4 separate regions of the Mus musculus genome follow, and all the other regions are linked to region 1. Evidence: chromatin contacts called from ENCODE Hi-C or POLR2A ChIA-PET data. All regions are on one chromosome and are shown on one strand. Each heading gives the region's core, a stretch centred on a gene start or an enhancer-like site at or near the end of the contact. The rest is flanking DNA. Distances are from core to core; before and after follow the strand shown. Region 1 holds the start of Gimap8 (GTPase, IMAP family member 8). Region 2 overlaps Gimap7 (GTPase, IMAP family member 7). Region 3 holds the start of Gimap5 (GTPase, IMAP family member 5). Region 4 holds the start of Lrrc61 (leucine rich repeat containing 61).

What was found. Hi-C counts contacts between places; a loop is a spot of excess contacts on that map. ChIA-PET counts read pairs that join two places held with the same protein, here RNA polymerase II (POLR2A).
Region 2: POLR2A ChIA-PET joins it to region 1 with 15 read pairs in Patski. The contact joins the enhancer-like site here to the promoter of Gimap8 in region 1. A Hi-C loop is called at or near these places in 3 of 37 maps with a recorded cell type or tissue (T-helper 17 cell, gastrocnemius and heart). POLR2A ChIA-PET finds 5 or more read pairs at or near these places in 1 of 5 experiments (Patski).
Region 3: a map of heart shows a loop between it and region 1 (5-fold over the local background). The contact joins the promoter of Gimap5 here to the promoter of Gimap8 in region 1. A Hi-C loop is called at or near these places in 8 of 37 maps with a recorded cell type or tissue (T-helper 1 cell, T-helper 17 cell, heart and 1 more). POLR2A ChIA-PET finds 5 or more read pairs at or near these places in 1 of 5 experiments (Patski).
Region 4: POLR2A ChIA-PET joins it to region 1 with 37 read pairs in Patski. The contact joins the promoter of Lrrc61 here to the promoter of Gimap8 in region 1. A Hi-C loop is called at or near these places in 12 of 37 maps with a recorded cell type or tissue (T-helper 2 cell, gastrocnemius, heart and 3 more). POLR2A ChIA-PET finds 5 or more read pairs at or near these places in 1 of 5 experiments (Patski).

The regions. Positions count from the first base shown.
Region 1 is chr6:48,645,712-48,649,261 of GRCm38, forward strand. It overlaps Gimap8 (GTPase, IMAP family member 8), which reads left to right and starts at 1,523. Exons shown (of 6, transcript NM_001077410.1): 1 at 1,523-1,574; 2 at 1,696-1,816. The coding sequence starts at 1,725.
Region 2 is chr6:48,723,915-48,727,269 of GRCm38, forward strand. Gimap7 (GTPase, IMAP family member 7) reads left to right here. Exons shown (of 2, transcript NM_146167.3): 2 at 1-722. The coding sequence ends at 449. Among named protein-coding and RNA genes, the nearest start is that of Gimap7, 7.0 kb to the left of the region's middle. Within about 2 kb of position 1,682, at least 1 of the 3 ENCODE cell types and tissues checked has a DNase peak (open chromatin) inside an H3K27ac peak, as active enhancers do; it is heart, where a contact is called at or near this core.
Region 3 is chr6:48,744,270-48,747,933 of GRCm38, forward strand. Gimap5 (GTPase, IMAP family member 5) reads left to right here and starts at 1,928. Exons shown (of 3, transcript NM_175035.5): 1 at 1,928-2,161.
Region 4 is chr6:48,553,424-48,556,845 of GRCm38, forward strand. It overlaps Lrrc61 (leucine rich repeat containing 61), which reads left to right and starts at 1,376. Exons shown (of 3, transcript NM_177736.3): 1 at 1,376-1,559.

The DNA of each region.
Region 1 (3,550 bases), core at 273-2,772:
TTTCTCCTTATGCAATTTCTGTTAGTTTATAGTCCCACTTTGTCCTGTCCCTACTGAGAGCTAGGAGAGTCAGCAGGGACCTTTCAGGTTCTCATTTGCTCCATGTGTCGTTACACACGGCCACTAGAGGGCAGGAGACCCCATCCTTCCTTAGAGCCAAACCAGAAAGGCCGCAGAGCAAAATCATTCAGCAAACCAATCGTCGACCTGCTAAGTCACGAAGAAGTTGTGAGAAGCTTTAATTTCACTTTAAGCACTCTTCCAAAGCTTATTATTTCATTTAGGACGCCTGCCCTTCCCCCCGACCCGCCCCCAAGTCCATGGCTTCTCAGTTTTGGAGCAGCAAGAGCTTGCTAGCCCTTAGCTCAGCCTCACAGGCACCTGTATATCCTAGTCTATAGTTTTCACCTCAACATTTTAATTAGATGGTATTCTATGCACTGACCTGGTGCCCAGGGGAGGTGGGGACTGTTCTATGAGTGGACCTTCTTTATTAAGGTGAGGTGAGTGAATGGGAGGGGGAGGGGGATAGGGCAGTTTTCTTTGCCAGTGTATGAGTCTGTATGTGCCCTGTTCCCCAAATCCTTCAGGATCCTTATAGCATAAGCACACGTCACTTTAGACTTCTAACAAGGAAACCATGCTGTTCTCAGTGTGCCCCTTGCTTAGGAAGTACAGATCAGATTAGGTCGCTGGGACACAGTGAGTTCTGTGAGTCATATGAAAACTCAGGTTCAAACATTTCTGTGTTTTGCTAGCTGGGGGAAAGCTTTTTCTCATCTATGAGGGAGCACTTTATTCTGGGAGAAAGCAAATGGTTCCTTTGTAGTTTTATCTACATTGTGTGATCAGTCCAGGCTGAGGGAGACGGTGGTGGGGATGAGCCAAGAGGAAAGTCTGCTGGGTTTTACTCCCAAACTGACTTCATCAAAAACTTCCGATTTTGGTCTTTGCAAAGAATAGACCTGATCTAGTTTGCTTTTCTGTTGCTGCGATAAACATCAAGACCAAAAGCAACTTGAGGAGGAAAAGGTTGATTTCAGTCTACAAGTGATAATCTGCAGGAGAGAGGCCAGGGCAGGAGCTCCAGGCAGGAACCTGGAGACAGGAGCTAAAGCCGAGACCATGAAGGAATGCTGCTTACCTTTCCCTCTGGCTTGCTCAGCTGCCTTTCTTACACAGCTCGGGCCACCTGCCGAGGGATGACACAGGCCACCCTGACGGACTCTAATATAAATCAGCAATTAAGAAAATGGCTCTCAGGCATGGCCACAGGCCAGTCTGTTATAGGCAATCATTCAGTCGTGTTTTTTTTGTTTTTTTTTTTTTTCTACCCAGATGACTCTAGGTCTGTGTTACATTCATAGCTGAAGCTTACTAGGACAAGACCCAAGTAGGCCTTTCTGTTACCATCTTTGTCTGTAGCAGTGTGAATGACTGTGCTCCCACAGCCACATGGTGGCACCCAAGGGCATCTCCAGAAGACCTGTGCCTTTGTGTTCACACCGGCCCCTCCCTAAGCCCCTTCCGTGTTCATCCTATGTGCTCTGAGCTCCTTCTCAGGCTCTACTGATGTAAGACATGCTTCTAGAAACCTCTTTCTTCCTAGAAACATTTGGAAATCCTCCTGCCAGGGAGACTGGGGTGGCCTGGTAAATCTTTAACTCTCCTTGTGTGGCTCTTGGCCCTCTTTAGGATTTGCTTCCACTGACCTGAGGGCAGAGATGGCGACTTCATCCCACCAAGGAGCAGCTGCAGGAAGCCAGGCAGAGCACAGAAGCTGTGAAGCATCAGTAGGACAGGGGGAAAGACCGAGGTATGTTTCAGAGGTGTGTGTGTGTGTGGGGGGGGTCTATTATAGCTTGGGGGGGGGTGATAAGTTTAGACTGTGGAAGGCAGTCTGCCCTGTGTTGGGTTGGATTTCAAGAGCTGGAATTATGTCACTCCAACCAGATCCAGTAGGGATGTACCGTATTTTTCCCAAGAAAGAATGTGGAACAGCTGCCTGCCAGGAGGTCTGTGGGGAAAGGCTTCACACCTAAGGAGGAAGAAGAGGACAGAAGTGTGGCAGACAGGGAGGTTCAAGATCCAGCAGGGAGTGTCTCAGGGGTTGGACTCCCAGAAGGAAGTCACTGGTTGTCACTGGGACTGTTGGTCTCCTGGAGAAGCAGATGGCAGTATCTATGTCCTATATTCTCTCTTCGAACAATTTCCAGTCCTTTCACAGAAAGATCCAGTTAGTCATGTATTGAAGGAAGTCTTGAGTTTATGTACATTTAATCCAAACTGGCCCTCACCTGCTAACTCCTTTTCTTATGCTGACTGACTCACTGTCTAGGACTAAACGTCTTCCCCCGCTGGGCTCTGGAGGCCTCTCTGATCTCTTTTCTCTGGGACCACTTGCACCTTGATGTGGGATGAATCACAGAAGCTCCTTCCAATGGTTGAACTCGTGGTACCCTTGGGCAATATCCAGGGAAGACAGAGCGGGACTCACAGACTTACTCACTCAACTGCCAGGATAGGGTGATGATTGTCTTTTGGTGGAAACATTTTGCTCTTTGTAGCCAAGACCTCTGTGCTAACAAAGTGTAAGATCTTGGGGACTGGAAGCAAAGATTTTGCTGAGGTCAAGTAGTGTCGTTCCCATTTGATTTTTACCCATGAATTGCTGACCCATGAATCCTGCTATAGAGAGATGGCACTGTATACTTTGATATTACCAGACCCATGTATAGTCCCTATCCATGTTACTGTGGCCACTGTGATGAGATTGTTGGCTGATGATCAGGTGACTGGGGAAGAGGATGACTGGCACCAACAGAATGGGTCACCCTGTCAGCTTGATGATCAAGCTCTTCCTTTGCTGAGGTCAGTTTTTGATGGGCATTCAGAAGTTCTCTTGCTTGTCTTCCTCGCAGTCCTTCCAGACACCTCTTCCAGACCGATTTCCCAGCCATGTTGTTTCCAAATCCACACCATCCAGCCAAATGGTTGGCTGGAGCCCATGGGTTGGTAATAGTTGCACATCTGACCATTTCTTCTTTTAGTGTAATGAACAAGGTGCGCTGCTCAAAGTTCTGCCCCATGGGGAGAATATTCTTCCAACGTGTTCTCAAGAGATGCCCAAGCCTTGGCCACAGTGAGGTAGCTGTCCTCTGTTGGTGGTGCCCACATGTACAGAACCATCTGCCAAACAGGTCGTCCTTTTCTCTGTCGACTGGTTGCAAGGGACTCACCCTGAGGTCACAGATTTTGGCCTGGAGTGAGAAGGTGGTGTGATCGTGGTGAGGGCATTGGGGACACTGTTTCATGAAACCAGATTACCCTTCTAACCACTTCTAGTCACTAGTTAACATTTCCACAAGGATGGAGTGCTGGTTGTCCATCTACTTGCAGGCCCAGTGGATTGCCTTAGTGCATTATATACTCAGGTCATCAAATATCTGAGGCTGGGAAGTCCAAGATTAAGGGGTCCACACCTGGCACAGGCCTTCATATTATTGTACTATGATGAGAAGGAGAAGGGAAATGTGGGTATATAAGAAGC
Region 2 (3,355 bases), core at 432-2,931, 78 kb after region 1:
TCATTGCTGACTCAGATACAAACCTGAAAAGCATCATCAAGGAGTGTGGCAATCGCTGCCTGGCCATCAATAACAAAGCAGAGAGGGCTGAGAGGGAAACGCAGGTGCAGGAGCTGATGGGGCTTGTAGAAACCCTGGTGCAGAACAATGGTGGTCTCTACTTCTCCCATCCCGTATACAAGGACGCGGAGCGAAGGCTGAAGAAGCAAGTGGAGATCTTGAGGAAAATTTACACTGACCTACCAGAGAAGGAGATTAGAATAGTGGAGGAGGAGTATGCTCTTAGGAAATTTAGTGCTCAGGAAAGAGAGAAAAAAATACAAGCCATTAGGGAAAATTACAATCTGAAGATAAGAAACCTTCGTGAGGAAGCAGAGAAGAACATATTCAACCAGATTATTGAAGAAGTTAAGAAAGTTCTTTTGAAAATATGGCATCTTTTTTCATAAGCAGTCTGCATTTTTTCACTTCTTCTGCGCATTTTTCCACCTCACTCCTGACCACTCTCCCTGCTGACCCTTTTCTAACAGCCATTTGCAGATTTAAGAGATAGCAAAGCCAGGGATTCAGTGTACCAGAGTCAGGGCTCAGTGCCAGGCTCCAAGGCTGGATGGATCACACTCGGCCCTCTGCTCCCAATGCTAGCCTGTCCTACCGTTCCCACTATGATGCACTGAAATGCCTCTGTAACCATGAGCCCAAATAAACACTGCTTCCCTTAAGTTGCTTCTGTGAGACTTTTTTTTGTCACATTAACAGAAAAGGCAGAATATAGCCTTTTCTCAGTTTGTAGCTCCGATTTTATTGTTAAAGGCGATCATCTATGGTGTTAGGGAAATATAGGAACTTTTGTTCTAGATTTCAAAGTCAAATTCTTAACCACTGCTCCCCAACCCCCTACATCCCCATCACTACCACATACCAGTGTTTCCTCTAGGAAGCATCTCCAAGCTTTTCGTTGTAGTTCTTCAGTCACTCCCTCCCTCACAGTGGTTAATGCTAACTCCACGCAGCCTCTGCTGCCCACAGGGAATGATTTACTGACACATAGTATATGTGGGCCAGAACACAAGGACAGGCAGAGAGGAAAAAGTGTCTCCCCACACTGTCTGTAAGAAACTGTCCTAGACCTTGTGACTGAGGGTCAGTGCTTGAATGAAGACCATATCCCTCTTGACTATAGGATGTTAGATGCTCATTGTTCTGTGAATTCAGGGTTTTGGTATTCTGGATGAGTTGGTTCCATTTTGTTCAGATTTTCCTTCAGCATTTGCCCAGTTCTTGTGTCTTTGGTGAAGCTCTATTAGGATATGAAAAATGGCAACTGGTAATTTTAATTGGTGATTAGAAATAGGAATAGAAGCACACACATTCCAAAGAAACAATCATGTCCCACATTAGTCTAATGGCAAACAACTGACCTTTAGCTGTTATCAGGAATATCTTAATCCCATCTGCTATGTTTTGTAAAGCAAGGTATGGTGGGCAGAGCACCCCCCCCCCAAGGTACCACTCTAGAATAGATGAAGTTTATTTGGGGAAAGTGGGGGGTTAAGAAGAGAGGAGAGGCAGAGAAAGAAAGGGAGAGAGAGAGAGAGAGAGAGAGAGAGAGAGAGAGAGAGCCACTCAGCAGGAGAGGCTCAGAATCTGACTAGCAGTCTCCACCCCAGGGGTGATGTAGCTATGAATACCTGCAACCCAGCTGAGGAAACTTCTGGCCCATGCCCAAAACCCATTTCCTTTTCTCCTTTACTTGACCTTCTTTGTATAATTGGTGGTGTTAGTATGTTAGCATTCTTTCTAGGCTCTGCTCAACAGTTACCTAGCAACAGCCTGGTTGCTCTATAAAAAGACTTTGGCCTCTCACTCTCTAACCCTTTTCTCTCCCTCTCTGCCCTCTCTTCTCTCCCCTTCTCTCTTCACGTGTTTCCTGCTGGCATCTCTCTCTCTCTCTCTCTCTCTCTCTCTCTCTCTCTCTCTCTCTCTCTCTCTCTCTCTCCACCCTTTCTTTCTTTGCCTCTCCTCTCTTCTCAATCCCCACTTTCCCCAAATAAATTTCATCTATTCTAGAGTGGTACCTTGGGGGAGGGTGTGCTCTGCCCACCATACCTTGCTTTACAAAACGTAGCAGATGGGATTAAGATATTCCTGATACCAGCTAAAGGTCAGTTGATTGCCCTTAGACTAATGTAGTCATTGTGATCTCTGGCTCCTTCTTGCTAATTCCTGAAATTCTCTGACAGCTGTGATTCCAAACACCTGCCCAACCAGAGTGTGAACTTTTGCATCCAGAAGCTATCCATGAACACATGGTTAGAAGAACCCAATAGTTATTAAGTAAACAATGTTAAATATATACTCTAAAAACAAATGGGTAATTGTCTCTCAGAATAAATATCTCTGTGATGAGCAATTTTCTTAGCACGGTTGAGTTTTACCTTAATAAACTCTCTCTCTCTCTCTCTCTCTCTCTCTCTCTCTCTCTCTCTCTCTGTGTGTGTGTGTGTGTGTGTGTGTGTGTGTATGTGTGTGTGTGTGTGTCCTGGCCATTTTCTAAGGCATTACATCTGGTTTCAGAATGACAGTCCAGCAATGTGCCCTGCCCTTGAAGCCCCCAGAACATAATTCTACCTCAGATAGCTCTCCTCCATCCTTCTCCATTTACACTTACAACACACACACACACACACACACACACACACACACACACACACACACACACTGTTTTTTACTGCATGTTTCATTTGAACATTTTGGCATTGCTAATGAGGTCTTACTTACACTGCACATGTCATCAATTGGTACGTTTGCTATTGTGGTGCTGGGGATGGATCCCAAGCCTCCAGGATCATTAGCAATTGTGTAACCACATAGCTATATCCCTAGTGCTTGCTTGCTTGCTTGCTTGCTTGCTTGATTGATTGATTGATTTATTGATTGATTTTAAGTTTCCCAAGCTTGCCTGGAAACTCATAATCCTCCTGCCTCAGCCTTCTGAGTGCTTGGATTATAGGTGTACATCACCATACTGGGCAGAAGTTCCATTTTAGAATGACTGGATTCTTTTTTAATGATTTGTTTTTTATTATTTTTGAAACTAAAGACCAGAGGCTTTTGATCTCTTGGAGCTGGAGTTCCAGACAGTTATGGGGCTGCCTCACATGGATGCTGAGAACTGAACTTGGTTCCTCAGGAAGAGCAGCTAGCACTCTTAACTGCTATACCATGTTTCCAGCCCTACATTCTCTTGTTTTTAAAGCCATAAAACTCTACACCCAGGTCTAGGAGCACACTCTCAAACGTTAGGAGCTTAATAATTGCATGTGTTTCTCTTTTGTAAAAAAATGAGTCTTAG
Region 3 (3,664 bases), core at 678-3,177, 99 kb after region 1:
GGGGGATTTGTGTCGCACTTGCTCAGGTGTGGTGAACACGGTCACATCTACTAAAACTCATGTATGCACCTGCCCTGTTGTGTCTGGAAACAGTTTCCCTAAAGTCATCCACCACCTCTGGCTCTTACGGTCCTTCTGCCCTCTTTCCACAGAGATGAGATGAGCCAGCCAGGGATCTCCTTCCAGTGTTCACACCAAAGCACAGGGTCTAAAAATTGACTTCATTAATTAACATCAATAATGAGAGATGAGTCACCGCCTATCTTCAAAAGAACACTTGCCATGACTTTTGGAGGGTTTAATTTGTTCCTCTGTAAAAAAGATATCAAAGGTTCTTTTTAAAAAGAATTGTTTCAAGATGGACTTGATTGCACATGTCTGCTAGGAGGCGTAGGCAAGAGGAGCAGATGTTCCCCTCCCAGGGCCCTTGGTTCAACTCTTAGTACTGGGTGGTTGTGGTCTTCATGGGGTGATGTGAACTCTGGTCTCTGGCAGGTTTCTGAGAGACTCTGAGCTTTTCTGATGAGTTAAGAACCAAAGGTTGAATAAAAATCAAAATGGGGGAAAAAATCTCTTCAATGGGACAGAACCATCACTCGGAATTCTCTTTTCCTTTCTTTCTTAAAAATAATAAAAAAAATAATGATGATGATGATAATAATGAAACCCAAACCTCTTAGGACCTTTTGTTCTCCCTCTTTGCCTTTGCCTTGAGATGTACATCTTTAAAAAAAAAACAAAAAACAAACAAAAAAAAACAAACAAACAAAACAAAACAAAAACAAAAACAAAAAACTGTTTTGAGTTGAAGAGTGGGAGGATCTTGTGCTCACAGCAGCCTCTCTTTGAATTGCAAACATCCAGAACCTCCCTAGCACCCTGGGAATGTAGGGATCTAGCTTCAGCTGAAGCCTGACTGCAGGGCCCTCTCGGTTGCAGACCTTCCTCTTGCCCTAAGGACATAACAAGCTCTAGCAACTAGCAGGCACAGCTGGTCGCTACTGAGTTTAAGATAAAGGACAGAGACACTAATAAAGGATGCTGCTACATCTTCTTGAGGCTAAGGCTTTTTATTAGACTGACTCACACAGTGGCTTAGGCTGGCTTCTAACTCAAGGCAATCCTGCTGCAATCCCCTGACAAACTAGGATAAGAATAAGCCACCATGCTTAACTTCAGTTATGTCTTCTCTTAAAAATACAAGCAGAGGGCTTTATCTACCTAGCTTTAAACTAACTGTCCTTCCCTCCTTTCATCTCTCTTCCTTCCTCCCCCCCCCCCCCCACTTTCTGTGCAGTCTCTTAGAATGTCACCTCCCTAGACCCCTTGAAACCCTAGTGTTCACAACAGAGAGCCAAGTATACTTTCCTGACAATAGAAAGCATCATGGGGGAATTCTCTGAGATGAGAATCACCTTGCATAAGCCAGCACTGTGTATTATGTTCAAGGCTTAAACTTAACAGGTACAAAGGTAAAGAAATACTTCACCCTGCCCATCTGGACATTCCATAGGCGAGAAACTGTACAATGACCACCTATGGCTGTGTCAACAAATAGCAAAGAAGGGGTAGCCAGTACCGGGTCTCCTGTCTGAGCTTAGCTGCTCTTTGAGAGGGGGCAGTCCGGGTTCTCCGGGGCCAGTGCTGCTTTTCTGTCCCTCTTTAGGAGTTCTGAATGCAGAGCCTGTGACATGAGACCCCAGGAGCTTGGGGAAGTGCAGATGCTCAGCTTGGGTGCTGATGGGGAACCTGGGACGCAGCACTTTCCAGCCACACATGGGCTTTCTTGAAAAGGGTGGCTGTCTTCCACTTCTCAGGCTCCGAGAACTGTGCCCTCAACACCCCCTGAAGGGGAAATGAGTAGGGCCGGGAGGCTTTCCACAGGAAGTGGTCATTGACTAAAGCAGTTTCACTGTGTTCTGGCAAATGTTCAAGGCCTTTCCACCTACCCGAGGGGATATAGTCTGCAGGGCAGTGTGTATTCCGTCACCATGGGCTTTCTTTTCCTGCCTTCGGACTCTGGATTCATGGCTCTGCATGTAGCTGTTCTGTGAGAGCACTGCTCAGCAGGCACAGGCCCACCGCATACCTGTAAGGGTAAAGAGGAACCCGCCAGGGCGCTGACAGCCGCTTGGGAGCCAGGGAGCCGCTGTGCACTCGGGTGAGCTTGGTGTGTTGGGTTTCCTGGACAGTGAAAGAGCAGTGAATTGAGGGTCGGCGACAGCATAGAGTGGGACAGAGCCCTGAAATTTCCATGCCATCATCCCTAGGCCCTAGGCTTTCCATCTCACCATCTGCGCCTTTCTGAAACCCTCAGTTAACAAAGGTGATGGTTTTTTGATGGAGGAGTAATTAAAGTCCGAGCCACAGGCTTTCCCAAGCTCCCCCAGCAGGTGGAGCACATTTCTTCATTTTATCCCAGACTCCCCAAAGCCTACTAGGCCAGATAGACCTCATCTGAAGGAGGGCAGGATGAGTTCTTAAGGCTCTACAAGCCAGAGTGAAACCTCTATGTTCCTTCCTATATGGTCTAGCCCTTCCCTGAAAGACAGGTCAGTGAATTCTACCTTAGAATCTTGTCTGAAAACCACCCCATTCTTCATGGCCAGGTATCCCACACCTTCCCTTAACATACCCCAAGAAGCTGTGGTATGTTAACAGTATTATGTTTTAGATGTGTATGAACACCCTCGTTGTCAGCTGAACTTTACAGTAGAGGGTACTATTTCCAGGACTCTTGCCTACTAACCTGCCCTGTGACTCTTAGTACCTGGACATAAAGGAACAGGGGAGGGGCAGATGGGTGGAGCAGATGCGAGTGAAAATGTTTGTTTTGGTTTTAGTTGTGTGAGGAAATACACTGGTGCCACTGGAGACTTGTGGAGATCAGAGGACAGCTTTCTGAAGTCATTTCTACCCTTCTGCTTGGTGGAAACGGCTTCTCTCTTGTTTCTGCCACACCCTGGGCTAGCTGGCCTGACAGCCTCTGGCTGATTCTCCTATCTCCACAGGCTGCCTCACTGTGTATAGTGCTGGGATTACAGAAGCAGGCTCTGGTGCTCAGAGTCAAGTCTCCAAGCTTGTGCATCAGGCGCTTTGCCCTAGGCGTCCTTGTTGCCTGCCGGTACTTAACAAGGAAGACAAGAAAGACTCTCTCAACTTCCTGACTGAACTGTGTCCTCATTGCTTGGTAAAATAAATTGTCCTGATAAGCTGGCTTGGCTGTTTTCAGACGAGAATGAACATTTGGGTTTGTGCTTCTGCCTTCTCCTTGAGTAATGCCTTCCTGCTGACCCTTGTCAGTTGCCACGGCCCACACACTGCCCACACTGGGGAAAGTTAGCAGAACTTTCCCTTTGTAGACGAACTCTACCTCCACTCTGTCTGCCCACAGTTGTGTGCTCTGCAGGTCAACAGTCACATCTCTTCATGTCCATCACACCTCCTCCCCTTCCCTCTGTTTCTAGGCTGTTGACTGACTTCTCCTGTTTGATCTGTGACTCATTTTAATGTCTCTATCTCATTACCCTGCTTCACCTCTGTGCATTTGCATATTTAGTCATATCTGCCAACTAATTTGTTTCTCAGTGGAACATATGTCCCCTGTGGTATGTCTGATTTCTCAGAAAATAATTCAGAAACTTCCCTGCTAATTTTGCTGAGT
Region 4 (3,422 bases), core at 126-2,625, 92 kb before region 1:
AAGCAGAGGCAGCCACTCCTGGATTTGTCCCCTCTCTCCCTGGACCCTCCCTATTTTGTTTTTTTTTTTGTTTTTGTTTTTTTTTAAATGAGATTTGATTCCTGATGTGATGTTTTTGTTTTTGTTTTTGTTTTTTAGCATCAGAAGAAGCAAAGAAGCAATGAAGAGAAGTGGAGCGGGGCTGAGGCTCCAGAGCTCAGCTGGGTATACCCTTCCCTGGGAGCTGCAGTGCCTCTTGCTGAGGAGGCTTCCTCTCAGAGCTATGTGGTTCCTGGGCTCCTGTGTCTCAGGACGCTCTTCTATTGGGACACTGTCCTACCTCTGAGCTGTGTGGTTCCTAGGCTACCATGTCTACCATTGGGACACTCTCTCTGCTAAGAGTTGTGCGGTTCTTGGGGTTCCACACCTTCCTAGAAGGAACATTTATAGCTTCTAATCTTAAAATAGACTCAGGCTGGTCCATCACATGGAGAAGTTCAAGGGAGATCAAATGGATACCGGGCACCATTTGACGGATTAGAAAAGCTAGGTCACCACTGGCCTGCAGCCTAGCACACTGAACGTCATCAAACACGTATTCATTAAGGACTTTGCACTGTGATACAGTGCAAAGATGTGAACAACAACAAAACTGTGCCTATACTTAGCCAGCCCAGGCTGGAAGGGTGTGGACTGAACTGGGATTGCTTTGTCTGAGTGCACAGAAAGCATCAGGAGATGGAAAACCCTCCCAATGTAGACATTTCCAAGTGGCCTGTGAAAGAAAGTGAGAGGCATTCTCCCCTGTGCCTAGTTAAGGTGACCTCTTTATCCGTTGGACAATGTCATTTACAAAGGTGGCAGTTTGCGTTGGTGACATCTCTGGGGGCAAGGCCTTTGGGAATATCACTAGGCAGTGCACATTTATCTCAGGAAACATTCTGATGTAGTTTTCTAAAAATACGGGTAAGGTTCCCACAAGGGGTCCTTCTTATCGTTATTGTGGCACCTTTTGTCTGCAGTCCTAGGCGGTGAGCATGACTGCACCGCTGTGAGGGGCAGGGTTCGGAGAGGGGTGGGCGAGCACGTACCAGGCACCGTTTATCGGGTTAGAAAATCTAGGTCACCACTGGCCTGCAGCCTAGCATACTGAATGTCACAGAACACATTCGTTAAGGAACCATAAATGCCTTTCCCAACGTCGCTCTGTCAAATGTGCTAATGACCAAACTAACAGGAACAAAATCCTCCAGCAGCACTGGCCGCGGGTTCCAGCACAAAGAGCTAGAAGCTCCTCTGGTTGTGTAATCTGCGTCACTTGCGTACCCTGCCAGCCGCAGCGCGTCCCTTAAAAACAACTTTTTCTGCGTCGCACCACTCCCCGCCCCTTCCGGCCTTTCGCAGGTTCCGGGTCGGCTGGGCCTGCGCCAGAAACCGAGTTGCGTGTTCTGTTTGTTTGGGGGATGCTGGATTCTTCTGGAACCGCCCGCGGTTAGTGGCCACGCCCTCAGCCCCAGGCACTGCTCTGAGTGCAGTTAACAGACAGAACGCTTTAACCGGTAACAATCGCGGCCGGTGAGGTGGGTGCTGCCTTGGTGGCCAGGAGACATTAGGATTGGATTTCCTATCCCACAATCACAGCCTCTTGGTATACATAACAACAAGGGTTCCGCTAGTGTGATAGATTATTTTAAAAGAGCAGCCGTAGAGAAAAAGGCGGAAAAAGTTTTGGTCTTGTTTATTCTCGGTGAGGGAGCATTTGTCACAAGATATGCAAATGGCAAAAATGCCTACAAAGGAAGAAGGATGCGGCCCCTTATTGGGGTCAGAAATGGGTGGAAATGACTTCAGTAGTCCCCAAAGGAAGCTGGGAAGTGTAGTCTCCCAGCAGGAACTTATCCGTGGCTTTTGTCACTTTGGCTATGTGAGCTCAGAAGATGGCGGAGTGTTGTTTAAAACATCCTCCACTGTTGTGCCAGGGAAAAGTTAGTGACCCCCCCCCCCCCCCCGCCAAACACACACACACACACACACACACACAGGAGCTGATCTGATGCAACTCACAGCAGGGTCTTTATTCTATTCGAGCTAGCTCAAGCCCCCCCAATGCACCACCCTCACACAGGACGGTTTTGGTGGGGGAGGAGCCCCGAATGTCTATGTGGCAAGGCTTTATAGTAAGCACCAAACATGGAATACGAATGCGAGCATCTAAATGGAAAGCTACTTTGGCCTTTAATATAACTGGCTGGTGCTGGGAGTCACATCATAAACTTAACTTCTGCTCCCCTCTGCATGGGTGGTCATTAGGCAAGGGTTGGGCTTGCAACCTGGGGTGCAGGTTTGTTGGGGGAATAACCAGGAGATACTGGTCTTGTTAGGGGTGTAACTTGGAAACTCTGCTCTTGTTGGGGATTAGCCTAGAGACGAGCTAGGCTCAGGTTTTGTTGTGGGGACAACTTGGATACTAATGCTAGATACCGGCCTGTAGTCTACCTGAGTTCAAGCTTAGGTCAGATTCTCTAAAATGGAGTCTGAATTTAAAAGCTTTGGCATCTCACACTGACTGGCTTAAATTCTCTGGTTGTGTGGGAGACTAGAGCTCCTTCTTCCCCAGGTGTAGGAATGTGAGAGGAGAGGAGGCTGGCAAGCTTGCACAGAGTGGGACTGTGGAATGCCCCTGGATGTATGTTTGTGCGGTGTAACAGGGTAGAATTAGGGAGCCAGGTCCCATCTGGGCATGCTCCTGAAAAGGACTGACAAAATAGTCAAGAGAAAGTTCTAATCTAATCAGCCAACACAGGGTACATGCTGAGGCATCTCCTAGTCCAGGTGAACAGATGCCAAAAATTACTCATCTGCAGGTTGCTGGTTTTACAGCTATGTGGCTTCTCTGGGGGACGCATAGGCTTTGGACTGTGGACAGTTATCATTTCCCACGACCTCCCTTCATTGGCTTGCACGCCTGCAGGCCATTCTGTTTCCTCGTCTGTCAGGAAAAATAAGATTCCTTGCTATTTTCACGCACCCCAAACCTTTCCCGTGTGTCTTACCTCGTATTTCACCTCTTTCCTGTGGTGTGTTTTACTCCTGTTTGCCTGGGCCCCTGTACTCCATCTGAGAAACACTTCCAAGTCTTTCCCTCCTCTACCCCTCCAGCATTCCAGTATTCTCAGCGCTCCAGTGGACCTGCCAAAGGTGTTGTACCTACGAGTTCTATAACCATTAGGACTGGATTTTCAGAAAAACAAACGACAAACTAGAAACAAGTACTGAACACAAACCTTTTTCTTGTTTTGAGTCTTGAAGCAATACAGTGTTTTCAACTTCGTTGGTGATACAGAACGGGGAGGCAGGCGTGTGGGTTCTGTACAGTGTCCCTTGATCTGTGTCTTTGGTGTCTGAGGAGGTCCTGGAGTAAGTCCCCTCTACCTCTGCCACGC